Linked DNA regions of Homo sapiens: regions 1, 3, 4 and 5 are each linked to region 2. A link is a contact called in ENCODE Hi-C or POLR2A ChIA-PET data. All regions are on one chromosome and are shown on one strand. Each heading gives the region's core, a stretch centred on a gene start or an enhancer-like site at or near the end of the contact. The rest is flanking DNA. Distances are from core to core; before and after follow the strand shown.

What was found. Hi-C counts contacts between places; a loop is a spot of excess contacts on that map. ChIA-PET counts read pairs that join two places held with the same protein, here RNA polymerase II (POLR2A). Pooled maps may share reads with other maps.
Region 1: a loop to region 2 is called in a pooled map, with 1.9 times the contacts of the local background. The contact joins the promoter of MYNN here to the enhancer-like site in region 2. A Hi-C loop is called at or near these places in 4 of 37 single-sample maps with no recorded cell type and 6 of 50 pooled maps.
Region 3: a loop to region 2 is called in a pooled map, with 11 times the contacts of the local background. The contact joins two enhancer-like sites. A Hi-C loop is called at or near these places in 12 of 37 single-sample maps with no recorded cell type and 8 of 50 pooled maps. POLR2A ChIA-PET finds 5 or more read pairs at or near these places in 1 of 52 experiments (K562).
Region 4: a loop to region 2 is called in a pooled map, with 3 times the contacts of the local background. The contact joins two enhancer-like sites. A Hi-C loop is called at or near these places in 3 of 37 single-sample maps with no recorded cell type and 2 of 50 pooled maps. POLR2A ChIA-PET finds 5 or more read pairs at or near these places in 1 of 52 experiments (K562).
Region 5: a pooled map shows a loop between it and region 2 (3-fold over the local background). The contact joins two enhancer-like sites. A Hi-C loop is called at or near these places in 5 of 37 single-sample maps with no recorded cell type and 3 of 50 pooled maps.

Annotation. Positions count from the first base shown.
Region 1 is chr3:169,772,050-169,774,749 of GRCh38, reverse strand. It overlaps MYNN (myoneurin), which reads right to left and starts at 1,354. Exons shown (of 8, transcript NM_018657.5): 1 at 1,288-1,354; 2 at 189-485. The coding sequence starts at 454. TRV-AAC1-1 (tRNA-Val (anticodon AAC) 1-1) reads right to left here and starts at 2,520; the gene lies at 2,448-2,520. RefSeq lists enhancers at 1,255-1,549, 1,188-1,691, 1,265-1,814.
Region 2 is chr3:170,562,690-170,565,389 of GRCh38, reverse strand. The region is part of intron 1 of SLC7A14 (solute carrier family 7 member 14); the gene reads left to right. The region is part of intron 2 of SLC7A14-AS1 (SLC7A14 antisense RNA 1); the gene reads right to left. Among named protein-coding and RNA genes, the nearest start is that of SLC7A14, 22 kb to the left of the region's middle. Within about 2 kb of position 1,254, at least 3 of the 41 ENCODE cell types and tissues checked have a DNase peak (open chromatin) inside an H3K27ac peak, as active enhancers do.
Region 3 is chr3:170,044,190-170,046,889 of GRCh38, reverse strand. The region is part of intron 2 of GPR160 (G protein-coupled receptor 160); the gene reads right to left. Among named protein-coding and RNA genes, the nearest start is that of GPR160, 7.5 kb to the right of the region's middle. RefSeq lists enhancers at 554-713, 674-1,174, 1,754-1,803. Within about 2 kb of position 1,254, at least 10 of the 41 ENCODE cell types and tissues checked have a DNase peak (open chromatin) inside an H3K27ac peak, as active enhancers do.
Region 4 is chr3:169,845,544-169,848,243 of GRCh38, reverse strand. It overlaps LRRC31 (leucine rich repeat containing 31), which reads left to right. Exons shown (of 9, transcript NM_024727.4): 8 at 1-124. Among named protein-coding and RNA genes, the nearest start is that of LRRC31, 23 kb to the left of the region's middle. RefSeq lists a silencer at 925-1,082. Within about 2 kb of position 1,368, at least 2 of the 41 ENCODE cell types and tissues checked have a DNase peak (open chromatin) inside an H3K27ac peak, as active enhancers do.
Region 5 is chr3:169,930,880-169,933,579 of GRCh38, reverse strand. All of the region lies in intron 7 of SAMD7 (sterile alpha motif domain containing 7), which reads right to left. It also overlaps the pseudogene FAM20BP1. Among named protein-coding and RNA genes, the nearest start is that of SAMD7, 21 kb to the right of the region's middle. Within about 2 kb of position 1,344, at least 4 of the 41 ENCODE cell types and tissues checked have a DNase peak (open chromatin) inside an H3K27ac peak, as active enhancers do.

The DNA.
Region 1 (2,700 bases), core at 105-2,604, 790 kb after region 2:
GTGCTTATGAAAAATATTGCCTGCTCATCCTAAATCAGTGATACTGATTTCTTTATAAAAACAAACATTGTGTGCATAAATAGGTGAAGAATTTGAGTTCAGAGAATGAATGGAAAAAATACAAATCTACTTTTGCTGTGAAGACTACTGACTAGCTTTTATAACTGAAAATAAAATGTGTACTTTACCTGTCAAGATTTAAAGTTCCTGTGTATATAAACTCCAACAGTTTCTGAAATCCATCAGCCTTCACCTGACTCTGATCAAGAAAGACATTGTTCTCAGAAGTGCTTCTGTAGATCGCACCAAAATACTCACTAAAGGAGGCCAGCACATTCCTATGAGCTTTAAACTGGAATTCCCCAATCACTATGGTACAGTCACAGAGAAAACCTGCTTCCCGCTGTTTGTTCAGTCTCTCTAAAAGGTGCTCACAGTGGTGCGAATACTGCATTTTGATATCAGAATGGAATTTTACCCTTGATCTAAAAGACAAAAAGAAACAGTAAATCAGTAACCGTAAGTTCTCATCAACGTTCAGTGAGGGAAGGGACAGAGGACATAACTTAAACAATTTTAGCCCCCTTGAAAATCCTTATCAAACATACATGGTTAAGAATGAAGGGATGAGTGCCTTTCTATCTTTGGTTACCTTGATCAACTAACACAATCCTTTGGACACATCAATAAGTGACGGTGAATGGCAACACTTCTACCACCTGCAAAAAGCACAGCAAAACCTGACGCTTTCACATCTGTTGAACCCTCAGATTTTCAAGCTCAGTAGACATACTTATGTTACAAAAAAATTTTTTAAACCACTAAGACATGATCTCTTGGGACAGATAGGGGCAGAACAGTACGAGTTTTTAAAAACTGCTCTCAAGTCACCAAAACCTGTTAGTTTCCCCAGTGCAGTTTCTCCAAAACGAGAGGTGGCTGCCCAGAAAGCCGGGAATGCGCCCGGCCATGGCTTGCTGTCAAAGGTTCTATCACTCGCGCTAAGGAGGCCACACCTTCTCCCTTCCCACTCTCTACGCGAGGCGGCATCCGAGAGTGACAACCAAAGCCAGTCCCTCCTCGGCTTCTGCCGCCCTGCCCTCTGCCCAGCTCCCACTCCCGCGAATTTCCACAGCAGAGGTTGTGGCCCAGGCCACCCCGGGGCTGCCTAGCCCAAGCCTTCCACCTGCGCCCCGACCCGTGCTGGAACTCCAAGGAGCCTGCCCTCTGATGGCCCAGGCTCTAGAGAGACCGGGATGGCGGGCTGGGGGTGAAGTAGGAACTCACCGATAGCAACCCAAGGGGGGAACACAGTTTCTTCACTCTGTCTCCGCCATCTTGGGAGGACGTCACCGAGCCACGCTCCGCCCCTCCCTTCCTTCCACGGTGGCGTCACGTCCGGCTCTGTCTTCCCGTGGCAGTGCGGGAGGTTCTGGGGCCATGGGGGTCCGGCGCCGGCCAGGGCGGTACAGGATGTACCACAGAGACCCACTCCCCAGCATGCCAGGGGTCCCCCGAAGCAGCAGGCGTCATGGATACGAGAGCTGAGGGCTCGCTAGCTCGCAGCGCTCCGCCTGTCTTCCTCATCGCGAGCATTCTGGTGCCGGCAGTCAGCGTCTGGCGCTCTGCCGGGGCTCTGCGCCGAGGCCCGGCAGCACAGCACCGCGGGCCTCTCTCCTGAAGCCAGCTGCGCACTGCGTGCGGGGGCTTGTAGTTGCTTGTCTTCTCCCATCATCCTCCCCTTCCTCGGGGCCCCACCGGTGGAAACTGCTGCATGTGTACTCGGATCTCTGCCATAGGGGATTTTTTAGCTGAGACTTGGCACCCCTTTCCCGCTTACGTACCTGAAAACTCTTGGCACCCCCTGGTTTTTTTGTGCCCCAGCCAACTGTAGCTCAGCTTCCAAGATGCCCTTACCTGGTGACAGAAGTCTGGGATGCACGAAAGCGGAGCAGCTGGGCACAGTGGGCATGCGCAACATTAGAGGAAGGTGGGCTTTATACCGGAAAAGGTTTTCCTGCGTCTGGACCAGAAGATTTTTAATACGATTATTTACAGCCACTTCAGACGAAAAACCAAGTGATATAATACAAAAATGCTCAGGAGGCGACAGGACTAACCACTTTTACACTTTGATCTTTCCTTCTAGGCTGTACATTATTTTTTCAGTGTTAGCTGGTGAGTCAAATTCATTTTTTAAAACCCGGGACACATGTTCCACGTGGCAAGGCTTCCATAAAAACATTTGGTGAACGAATAAAGTAACAAAAACTTACAGTTCAGACTCTCAAATTGCTATCATGTCTTTTGAAGGACCGGCATACATTAAGCTAAGGCTTCCCTCAGAAAAAAAAACAAAACAAACAACAAAAGAAAACAAAGCGTGATCTCACGCTTTCTTCCAAGCGAAGGAAAAAAAAAAAAAAAAAAAAAGGGATTTTTTAGTGTGTTTCCGCCCGGTTTCGAACCGGGGACCTTTCGCGTGTTAGGCGAACGTGATAACCACTACACTACGGAAACCCCACTTTGGAGAGGGTTTTGTAAAGTCCTTGATATGTAAGTGTCAATTCGCAATTCTCAAGTGATTATTATCAAATTGAGAGGAATGAATATAATGTATTTAAAGAAAAAAACAGAAAAGGAAAAATAGCCTATGCCCAATTGAACAGAGCTGAAACCATTTCAAAAGCTTGAATCTGC
Region 2 (2,700 bases), core at 5-2,504:
TAGCCTGCTCAAATCCAGCAGATCAGCAGAACCATGGCAGCCCCACTCCCAAGGAAAGGACTAGACCCTGACTAGTCACTTATTTTCTAGTCCTCTTAGCTACTACTGCAGTTGAGAGCCATCACCTCCTTGCATTGCTCATCTCAGCTAGCGAAGAGCCCAGGCAGGGTCTCCTCTACCATGCTACCCTACTCTACCCCACCCCTGCCAGGCCAGGGATTCCTACTTCCTGCTTGTATGTCTCACCTCCTATGCCAACTTGGTTCTCTTTCTTGTGAAACAACTGAAGTTGCCTTGAAATAGTAAGGGCAGAACACAGAATCTATCCTGGTCTTCAGAGCCTAAAGAGACTAGAGATTTCCTTCTAACAATCGAGGCTTCTGTAGCAAGAACCAGATTATTGAATTTCTAGAAGTCCTAAAACAAAACAAAACAAAACAAAAACCCACTCACTTCTCAAAATAGGCCTACAGGGCCTGAATCTACATAAAGCCCAAAGCAGGAAAGACAGGAAAGACTTAGTTGCCAAACAAGTGCTATAGAAAGTGCAAGTTACATTAAAATTAGAGGTAGCAGTTGGTCCACCCCCATCACCTAGAGTACTGACAACACTGCGTTTTAATATGTATGCACCAGGCATTTCATATACATTAACACAAATTAGGGCAACAGTCCTATAAGGTGGACATTATCCTCATTTTTTAGATGAAGAAACCAGTGCTTAGAAAGAATATACACTTGTAACAGGTAGGGCAAGGACTGTAACACAGACTTGTCTGGCTTCAGAGACTAGAGGCTTTGTAGAAAGCTACCTTGCCTCTGCAAAAGGATAAACTGCTAAAACATAAACTTCATGAAATAAAACCAAAATCAGTAAACTGGAGGGAGACCCCTGTGTCCTGGGACTATTGCCTCTAACTAGCAGCATGACCCTGGGCACATCTTTTGGGTTTCAGTTTCTTTGTCTATGAAATGACAGTGTCAGATCCAATTGTTTCTTCCAGCTCCAGCACTGGAGAGTGTGCTTTCTAGTCCTGCATGCCTCCTCAGCGAGCAAGGGACCAGCAGCTACAATCTAACCTCAGCACAACAGATCTCTAACAACAGGAAGTGCCTTTTCGGAGGCTCTGGAAATGATTCAGAATCAGTTTCTGTTCTCCAGTGAGGACCTATAATTTCTATGACTGCAATTCCCCACTGGTCAGGGCTGGCTTAGGTAGCATTCACTGCTGTTTATTACCCCGCCACTCCATGACACTCTCTGACGACACTGGAGAGAGGATCTGTGCTCCATACTTGTCACACATGGGTTTAAAGGGGTAGTGACTCAAAAGTGAAATGGGGAGAAAAGATAAATGTTACACACCCACACATAGCTCTTATATGAAAATCCATCACTAGAACATAATAGTAAGGCTGGAATTATTTACTGATAAGGATTCGTTATTTAATAAAAGAAATCACCAGGATTCCTATCAGTAGTGTGTTCACAGTTCATCAAAGACTGAATGTGATGAAGAGATAAATCTAAATCTAATGTACTATGAATCAAAGCTAACCAAATGCAGATGAAAACCAAAGAGGGTGCATGTATTATTTAATGTGAAAATGGGATACTCTGTTTGCAAAAATTTGCTTTATATACAATCTTTAAGACCAGTGTTTGTTGGGCCGGGCGCGGTGGCTTACGCCTGTAATCCCAGCAGTTTGGGAGGCTGAGGTGGGTGGATCACCTGAGGTCAGGAGTTCGAGACTAGCCTGACCAACATGGTGAAACCCTGTCTCTACTAAAAAAAATACAAAAATTAGCTGGGCATGATGGTGGGTGCCTGTAATCCCAGCTACTCAGGAGGCTGCGGCTGGAGAATTGCTTGAACCCAGGAGGCAGAGGTTGCAGTGAGCCGAGATCGCACCATTGCACTCCAGCCTGGGCGACAGAGTAAGACTCCATCTCAAAAAAAAAAAAAAAAAACAAACAAACAAACAGTGTTTGTTGAACTGATGTGAGTGCACCTTTTTTGCAGCAGGAGGCCCAGCAATATAAATCTTTGCAAATGGGCGGGGTACACACCAGTAAGAGAGAGGGAGGGAGGTGAAGGTGAGATATGAGACAGCAGATGTGTGCATAGAAAGGCATCATGGTGGCAAATATTGTATTGACTTTTTTTAAAATGGAAGGGTGTTGATAGAAGAGAGGTTGAGATGCAATTCTTCAAGTTAAATGACCAAAAAGAAGCTTCACCTAAACCATCTAGAATATCAGTAGGGTTCCTTTGGTCAGCACATTAACCATTAAAGGGAGTTTTACAGGTGAAAATAATATTTCTTGGCCAGGAACAGTAGTGCACACCTGTAATCCCAGCACTTTGGGAAGCCCAGGTGGTCAGTTGACTTGAGGCCAGAAGTTTGAGACCAGCCTGGCCAACATGGCAAAACCCCATCTCTACTAAAAAATACAAAAATTAGACAGGAGTGGTAGTGTGCACCTGTAATCCCAGCTACTCAGGAGGCTGAGTCATGAGACTCGCTTAAACCCAGGAGGCCTCTAGAGGTCACAGTGAGTTGAGATCGTGCCACTGTACTCCAGCCTGGGTGACAGAGCAAGGCTCTGTCTCAAAAAAAAGAAATGGAATAATAATAATAATATTTCTTGTAGCAAGGCTGCAGCTAAACAATGACAGAGCATTGGGAAATCTCATT
Region 3 (2,700 bases), core at 5-2,504, 520 kb after region 2:
TACCTCTCTGATACAGTAAAATGAAGGCCATTCCATGTTCTCATTTCTGGCCTGAACCTGGGTTCACTTCTGTACCTCCTCTCCTGAAACAGGCAGCCAAAGGCAATCGAAACAAATGTAAACAAACAGAAACCTGCATTGCTAGTTTAAAGATCAAACCAGATAGCCCTTTTAGGAACTATAAAATATTAAATAAACATTAGTTAACAGCATCTATATTACTTTTCCAAGTTAAAAAGTAAGCCTCTCAATGTATCTGTTCTATGATTTTACTACTAAGGGGCAAGTCAGGCATTGTACTTTGCTGTGTCTGTGTCAGGATTTCATAAAATGTTGTTAGCCCCTCACAACATTCCTATTAGATATGCTTATCCCCAGGTGACAGAAGAGGCACTGGCTGCCCAGAAGACCTGGCCTTAAACCCCTGCCAGGCGGTGGCATAGCTGAGGCTGGGACTCCTGTGTCCCAGCTAACACTAGCCCGCTCTCTCATAAGGGGTTGGAGTTTGTATCCACATGAATGCTAGGGGATTCCAACTCCTTTCCACAGTCAGTGGAGATTTTAATCCCCGAACAACAAAGCCAAAGCCCTGGCTCAAAGTCACAAGTTGTGGCCCAGTTCTCATCAATTCCAAAGCTGCTGCTGCACCAAACACCCTGTTAGCATTTGTCATGGAGAACATTTCCCTAAGGCCATGTGGGAACCCAGATGGGCAGCCCATGGCTCACTCCACGAACAGAGGTCAGAGCTCAGATGCATTTCTTCCCTGTGGTCTTTCTTCTAACATTATGTGGGGGAAATTCTCCCCAGTAAAAGTGAAAGTAAAGGAAGCAGGGCTCTAACAACAACAATAATAATAGCTAACTCACAATCCATCCTACTCCATGCCAGGCACTGTTACAAGCACTTGACGTGCCACTGAATCCTCACCGCCCTATGATGTAGGTATTATTATTACTTCTAGCTTACATAGGGGAAACTGAGGTACAAAGAGGTTTTAAAAAATGAGTCAAGGTCACACAGGTGGTGGAAGAACCAGAAATGAAACCCAGGGATCTGGCTGAGTCCATACTCAAGACTGCTTGGCCTCTCCCTGTTTGCTCTGGCTAATAACCAATTAACCCACTCTTCCTTGACAAGGGGGTTAATCATCACCTGAGGGAGCACACAGCCACAAACCTGAATCGCAGAGTTCTCCAGAAAGGATCCCATCAAGCCGCTGGTCTGGCATTCACAAAACATGTCAGCCTCTGAACTCACTTCTTTTTTTTTCTTTCTTTTTTTATTTTTTATTTTTTTTGAGACAGAATCTTGCTCTGTCGCCCAGGCTAGAGTGCAGTGGCGTGATCTCGGCTCACTGCAACCTCCACCTCCTGGTTCAAGCGAGTCTCCTCCCGAGTAGCTGGGACTACAGGCGAGTGCCACCACCCCTGGCTAATTGGTTTTTTTTTTTTTTTTTTTTTTTTTTTTTTTTTTTTTTTGTATTTTTAGTAGAGACAGGGTTTCACCGTGTTAGCCAGGATGGTCTCGATTTCCTGACCTCACTATCCACCCACCTCGGCCTCCCAAAGTGCTGGGATTACAGGTGTGAGCCACCATGCTCGGCCTGAACTCACTTCTTTTGGCCAAAACAAGCTGTTCCACTTGGAGCCCTTGTTTATTCCATGTCCGTTTACACACACACCTAGACTGACAACTCGAGTGACAAAGGCCCACAACAGCACCTGACATTTCCTGAAAGCCACCCAACAAGGTTCACTTTTGTGCCATTTCCTCTTTTCATTCTCCTCCACGGCACACGTACATGGGAAGAAAATGCAGAACTCAGGGGAAGGAAACAAAGATCTAAAGAGAAACTTCAACTGTCATGAAACTCCAGCTATTCACAGAAGCGAGAATGTTTGCCCCGTGACCCTTAACCGAAAGTTTCAAGGCAAGGAAATTAAGCCACCCTTGGACTTGCATCACAGAAACCCCTTAAGGCTGGACTATGCGGGTGCCTCAGCTCCTCATCCCTGCAGAGCTTTCTTGGGGGGCTGTGCCTAAGCAGTGTATAGAAGTGGACTTGTCATCAGCAGGAGAGTGGTAGGCAGAGAAGGATGGGGGAGAGGGGCCCTTTGCAAGTCCTAGGAACCCCTCAGAGTGGCTGGGGTCCAGCTCAGAGCAGCTACAGTGAGCTGATGCACAACTTCAGGATCCACATGGGTCCCCTGCTTAAAGGGGAAGGGTTAAAGGCCTTTTTGGTGCCCCATCCCTGCAGGACACCCTGGGGAACCGCCAAGGTGCACAAGACCCACCTGCCTACTCACAAAGACCCAATGGTGTGGGAGTTTGGAGCCATTCCTTTTCCCTACTGAGGCCTGCCCACACCTACTCCATTCTTGTCAAACTGCAGGGGGTAGCGAACAAGTTCCTTATAAGTGAGAAAATAGGCAGCATGGGAGAAAAATGACAACGCGGCTTGTATTCGTCTGACAGAGAAGCACTGAGACTAAACACAAGACTCTCATTTCCTCAAAGGAATATGCTCTTTCCCATTTTTCTCTTCTCTTTTTTTTTTTTTTTGAGATGGAGTTTCGCTCTTCTTCCCCAGGCTGGAGTGCAATGGCGTGATCTCGGCTCACCGCAACCTCCGCCCCCTGAGTTCAAGTGATTCTCCAGCCTCAGTCTCCCAAGTAGCTGGGATTACAGGCATACACC
Region 4 (2,700 bases), core at 119-2,618, 720 kb after region 2:
TCTTGGAACAAGTGTGTTGGTGGCAACTTGAAGCTGCTTCTGGAAACACTAAAGCTTTCCATGTCTCTTCAAGTGCTGAGGCTGAGCAGCTGTTCCCTGGTGACAGAGGATGTGGCTCTCCTGGGTGTGTATCTACTTGTTCCCAAGCGGTCTTGGCAAACAGAGCAGTGGGTGCGGCCCCTGCAAAGCACCAGGTGGGGAGGTGGGGGAGGTACCAGACCTGGGGTGAAGCCCTCTGTGCAGATTCCCTTCTCACCAACATCTGCCGAGAGGTCTAATTAAAATGAGCGAAGGCAATTCTAAAACCACATGACAGTGGAAGGCATTTCCTAAAAGGATATGGATATAGATAGGTGGGGAGGTTCCTGAAAGGCAAACAGCTCTGTTCCACACCTCCGCGGTCCGTGAGTGTTCCCACTTCAGTCATCTACATCTCACCCATCCACATGGTTCCAGCACTATTGCTTAACTTTTCCTTTAAATTGACTCTTTAATTTAAATGCTTTTATTTAAACAGGAAACTGATTATCACTGTAACTGAAATACAGGTATCACTTCTCACAGATACTAGACTGCTGATGGCTTTGATTAGAGGCTCCTCTCTATTAGAAAAAGATGAGAGGGTTAAAGGCATACTGTAGTAACAATCTGACCCTTTTTCCATGTCAGTCTAGAAAGATGGAAAGATAATTGAATAAGGAATAACTTTTGCACTGTGGGATTGAGGCTACCCAAATATTCCCTAAAATCATTTTATGTGTCTGGGCACGGTGGCTCACGCCTATAATCCCAACGCTTTGGGAGGCCGAGGCTGGCGGATCACTTGAGGTCAGGAGTTCAAGACCAGCCTGACCAACATGAAGAAACCCCATCTCTACTAAAAATACAAAATTAGCAGGACATGGTGGCACATGCCTGTAATCCCAGCTACTCGGGAGGCTGAGGCAGGAGAATCACTTGAACCTGGGCGGCCGAGGTTGCAGTGAGCTGAGATCGTGCCACTGCACTCCAGCCTGGGCAGCAGGGGCGAAACTCCTTCTCAAAAAACAAAACAAAACAAAATAAAAAACTCATTCTATGTTTCCACTTTCCCATTATAAAACAATGAATCAGAGAGTACTCTCTCTGGCTCCCATCTAGCCTTGTCCCCACACTCCAATCACTATTCAGCCGGAATTCCAAAGCAATGAGCGCGCCTCCCAATGAAGGGCCAGAACAGTCACTCCAGGTAGTTGTATCTGTGTTCTCAGTGTATATATTAGTCAGTTTTGCTATGACACGGCACATGGGCCTAAAAATCATGTGTTATGCAAGAATTATTCAGTAATAACCACAGGACTTACGGTTGGAAGCACCGCACTCAAACACTTCATCAGTGGCATATTTTAAAAAACAGAAGCTATGAAAAATAGCAATACAGTTTTACATATTAAATAGTTAAGAAATGAGCAAATATTACATTTTCCCGAGAAAGACCTGAAGTTTGTAGAAGTGGCCTGTCCACACTTCCATTGGTGGAAAGAGGGTGTGTGGAGAGATGAGGGTTGTTGTCCTCATGAGGTGTGTGCATGTCTGCATTTTCTTTCTTTTTTTTTTTAGACAGAGTTTCACTCTGTCACCCAGGCTGGAATGAAGTAGCATGATCTTGGCTCACTGCAACCTCCGCCTGCCATGTTCAACAGATTCTCCTGCCTCAGCCTCCTGAGTAGCTGGGATTAGAGGCATGCCACCACGCCTGGCTAATTTTTGTATTTTTGGTAGAGACGGGGTTTCGCCCTGTTGGCCAGGCTGGTCTCAAACACCTGACCTCAGGTGATCCACCCGCCTAGGCTTCCCAAAATGCTGGGATTACAGGCGTGAGCCACCGTGCCCAGGCTGTTTATTTCTATATGCAGCTCAATTCAGCTGGGGACAGTTTTATATGTTCACCTAGTGTTTCCTGTGGACAAATTGTGTGCATAATGCAAACAAGAAATTTGCATTATACTCAGATTGTTTCCTGACATTTCAATCTCATTGAAATAAACTTGTGTTTTCAAAACAAGTGTTATAGCAAAAATGATTGTAATTAGAAGATGGGGACAAAACATTGTGATTTTAATTCGCATTTCCCTAATGACCAATGATGTCAAACATCTTTTTATGTGTGTATTTTCATTTCTTAGCTCCTTTGGTGAAATGTCTGTTCTAAATCTTTTGCCTGATTTAAAAAATTGGATTGTTTGTTTTCTTATTGATGAGTTTGGAGAGTTTTTTAGATTTTTCTGAATACAAGTAAGTCCTTTATCAGAAATATAATTTGCTATTATTTTCTCTGGGTCTGTCCCACTGGCTTTTTCATTCTCTTGATAGTGTTTTTTTGCAGATCAAAGCTTTCAGTTTTGATAAAGATTTATCAATTTGTTAATTTGATGAATAGAGTTTTTTTGTGTTGCATCTTAGAGCGTTTTGCAAATCTAAGTTCTCAAAGATTTTTTCCATATTTTTGTCTTAAAGCTTTGTATTTGCATTTTATATTTTGACCTATTACCTATTTTGAGTTAATTTTTATATAAGGTATGAGGTATGGGTAGAGGTTAATATTTTTGCATATTACTGTCCAATTATTTGAGTGCCATTAACTGAAAAGACTATCCATTCTCCATTGATTTGCCTTTATATTTTTGTGAAAAATCAATTGGCCATATTTGTGATGGCCTA
Region 5 (2,700 bases), core at 95-2,594, 630 kb after region 2:
TCAAAACACACACTCCAGAGCCAATCCCAGTATTCATCTATGAAAATGTCTGATTGTCCTTTGGCCTGGGAATTAAGACTGACCAACTATGATGCCTATTGCTAGAATGGGCAATTGCTGAGGAATTCAGAAGGTGATTCAGCAGGAACATCTCCATGCTCAGAAACTTGTGGTCTTTGCTTTAGTTTCTACTACAGAAAACACCAAAGACATCCAAGGCCACCCTGTCCCCTGTCACCAGAACTTGCTGCTGGCCATTTCCAATCCATTTCATACCATTTGGAATTGATTGTGCTGCTTCTCTATCTTTGTAAAAAGAAGTTTCACTTATTTTTTATTGAGAGTTACAAGTGGGAGAAAGGCATTGTGTCTTCTACCATACAGTGTCCATCCCAAACTGGTCAGTGCACTGCTCCACGGTGGCCAGGACACTCAGGAGCCACTGGTCCATGGCGTCCAGACGAGGATCAGAGAGCACTGGGGAGAGGGGGTCATGGGCCATGGCAGATTTTAAGGTAGACTTCAGCACACCATTCTTTAGGTAGTTCCGTCTGTTCCAGGTAGACACCTGAGTGATGCCACACTGATAGAGGGGGGGAAAGAATGCTTCTTTCATCCAGCAAGGGGTTCCCAAAGCTTTTGTTGTTATCAAGAAGGATGAGCATACTGGCGCCCTCATTATCTTGAAAGTTCTTATAGTAATGGCAGTCAGCATTGTCAATCAGGTAATCAAAGACAGCTGTGTTAATGGTGTCCAGGCGGCACAGGCCAGAGTCATAAAGGGACGTTTTCTTCACAGCCTCACAGTAGCGCTCATCATACTCCCACCTGGCCAATTTGCCTTTTCAGTAAGTCCTGGCCCACGGGTGTCAGTGTTTCTGGAGAGGCCACACATCTGGAAGCCAAAGTGTGACAGATTTTTCCATTGTGTCTCCATCGGCACAAGCTGATTCTGTTTCTCGGTAGTAATAACACTTCCCATAAAAACAAGTATTGTGTCCTACAGTTAGGAAGGGGCTCAACAGCTGCTCCATGGTAACAGGCTTGATCTCTGTCTGAAGATGAACGGATCTGCCCACCATCAGCAGGGCTCTGGGACACCCACAATCCTGTCCAAGTGAAAGGCTGCTACCTCCGCATTGTGTCTATCATAACCGGCATATGGTTCCCTTCCACTACATAGTCTCGGCTATACTACTTAGGTTCGAAAACAACTTTCTGTTCCCTTTCAAGGATCAGTAAGGCTTTCAGCTGTGTCCCTTTATAACCCACATCAGCTTTAATAATTTGCTTGGTGGCCATGGCATGCATGATTGCCCCCAGCTCTGGTGTCTCTTCACAGTACACTTCCTGGGGAACCACCCACTGGGCTGCAGTCTCCTAGGAAGACTGCAACGTGTGGTCCAACTTGGGTGACAGCTCCATCCACAAGCCAGTCATCATTCGGTGAAAAGCCCTCAGGGGATCAAGTAGTGAAACGCTGCTTGGCAGTTGATGTATCTAAGTTGTCAATCAGGAAAACTTTGGTGAAGATAAAGATGACAGGAATTGCTAACAGCATGACTCGCTGCTTTAGCTTCATGTTGACCTCTTTTCTTCTCCCCTGACCCACTCACTCTCTGGCTCACTTATCAAGGAGAGGCAGTGGTAATGGTTAGTAAGGAGATTCCATCATTACACACATTGGTCCATTTGTGGATGCACCTTCCACAGTTCCCGTTGCGTCCTAGACTCGCTCGTGGCTACCCATGCAGTGCAATGCAGCATGGCCCCCGAGGAGGGGCAGCCCCAGGCTGTGCTTATCACCCCAGCCACTGCCACCACCACTGCAGCTCCCACCATTCCCTGGCCACCTCTCTCAGCGCTGAGCCAGCCGTCCCCCAACAAACTGCATTAAGTAATTATTTCTTTTCCTATTTTAATTAAGCAAATTATAGAAAATGGCTAATATAAATTAAAGAGCCAGGTGCGGTGGCTCACATCTGTAATCTCAGTTACTTGGGAGGCTAAGGCTGGAGGATCACTTGAGCCCAGGAGTTTGAGACAAGTCTGGGCAACATAGTAGACCCCCATCTCTTTAAAAAAAATTAGCTGGGTGTGGTAGTGTGCACCTGACAATTTGTGAGCATCCAAAGGAGGAACCACGTGGATAAATTTTCAAGCAGAGGTAGGCTGGCAGCCAGGGGACTGAAATGTGTGAGGATCTAACCCTCAGCCATGGTGGATGTACTCAGGGCCTGGGGCGAGGACACATACATGTCCCTGTCGCTCAGATGTACCCCCTTCTTTCTCACCAGAGCAGTTTGGGCCATGTGTAATGATATAAATGTGCACATATTTTCAGTAATTTCAGTTCTTTTTAGAGAGAGGATATTTTATCTGCTGAGTCCTCTGAACTAGACATTTACTTGGAACAAAATATGTTGCAGGCTCTCCTGAATGTTCCTTAACAGCTGAGCCACCAATCCTTTCTCTACACCTATTTAAAAGAGTTCATTTGCACTTGGGGCTTTGGGTTTTAGTTGTTATTTTTTTTCTGCTGAATTTCTTTTTCTACCTACAGGAGGTGAGTGGTGAGAAGTTGCTGAGTAGGCACCTAAGGCAGAGATGGGGAGTAAGAGGATAGTTGGGGGACAGTAGGTTTAACGCCAGCTAATCTCAGCACCTTGGTCCAACTCATTTAAAGAAAGGGGCTATGGG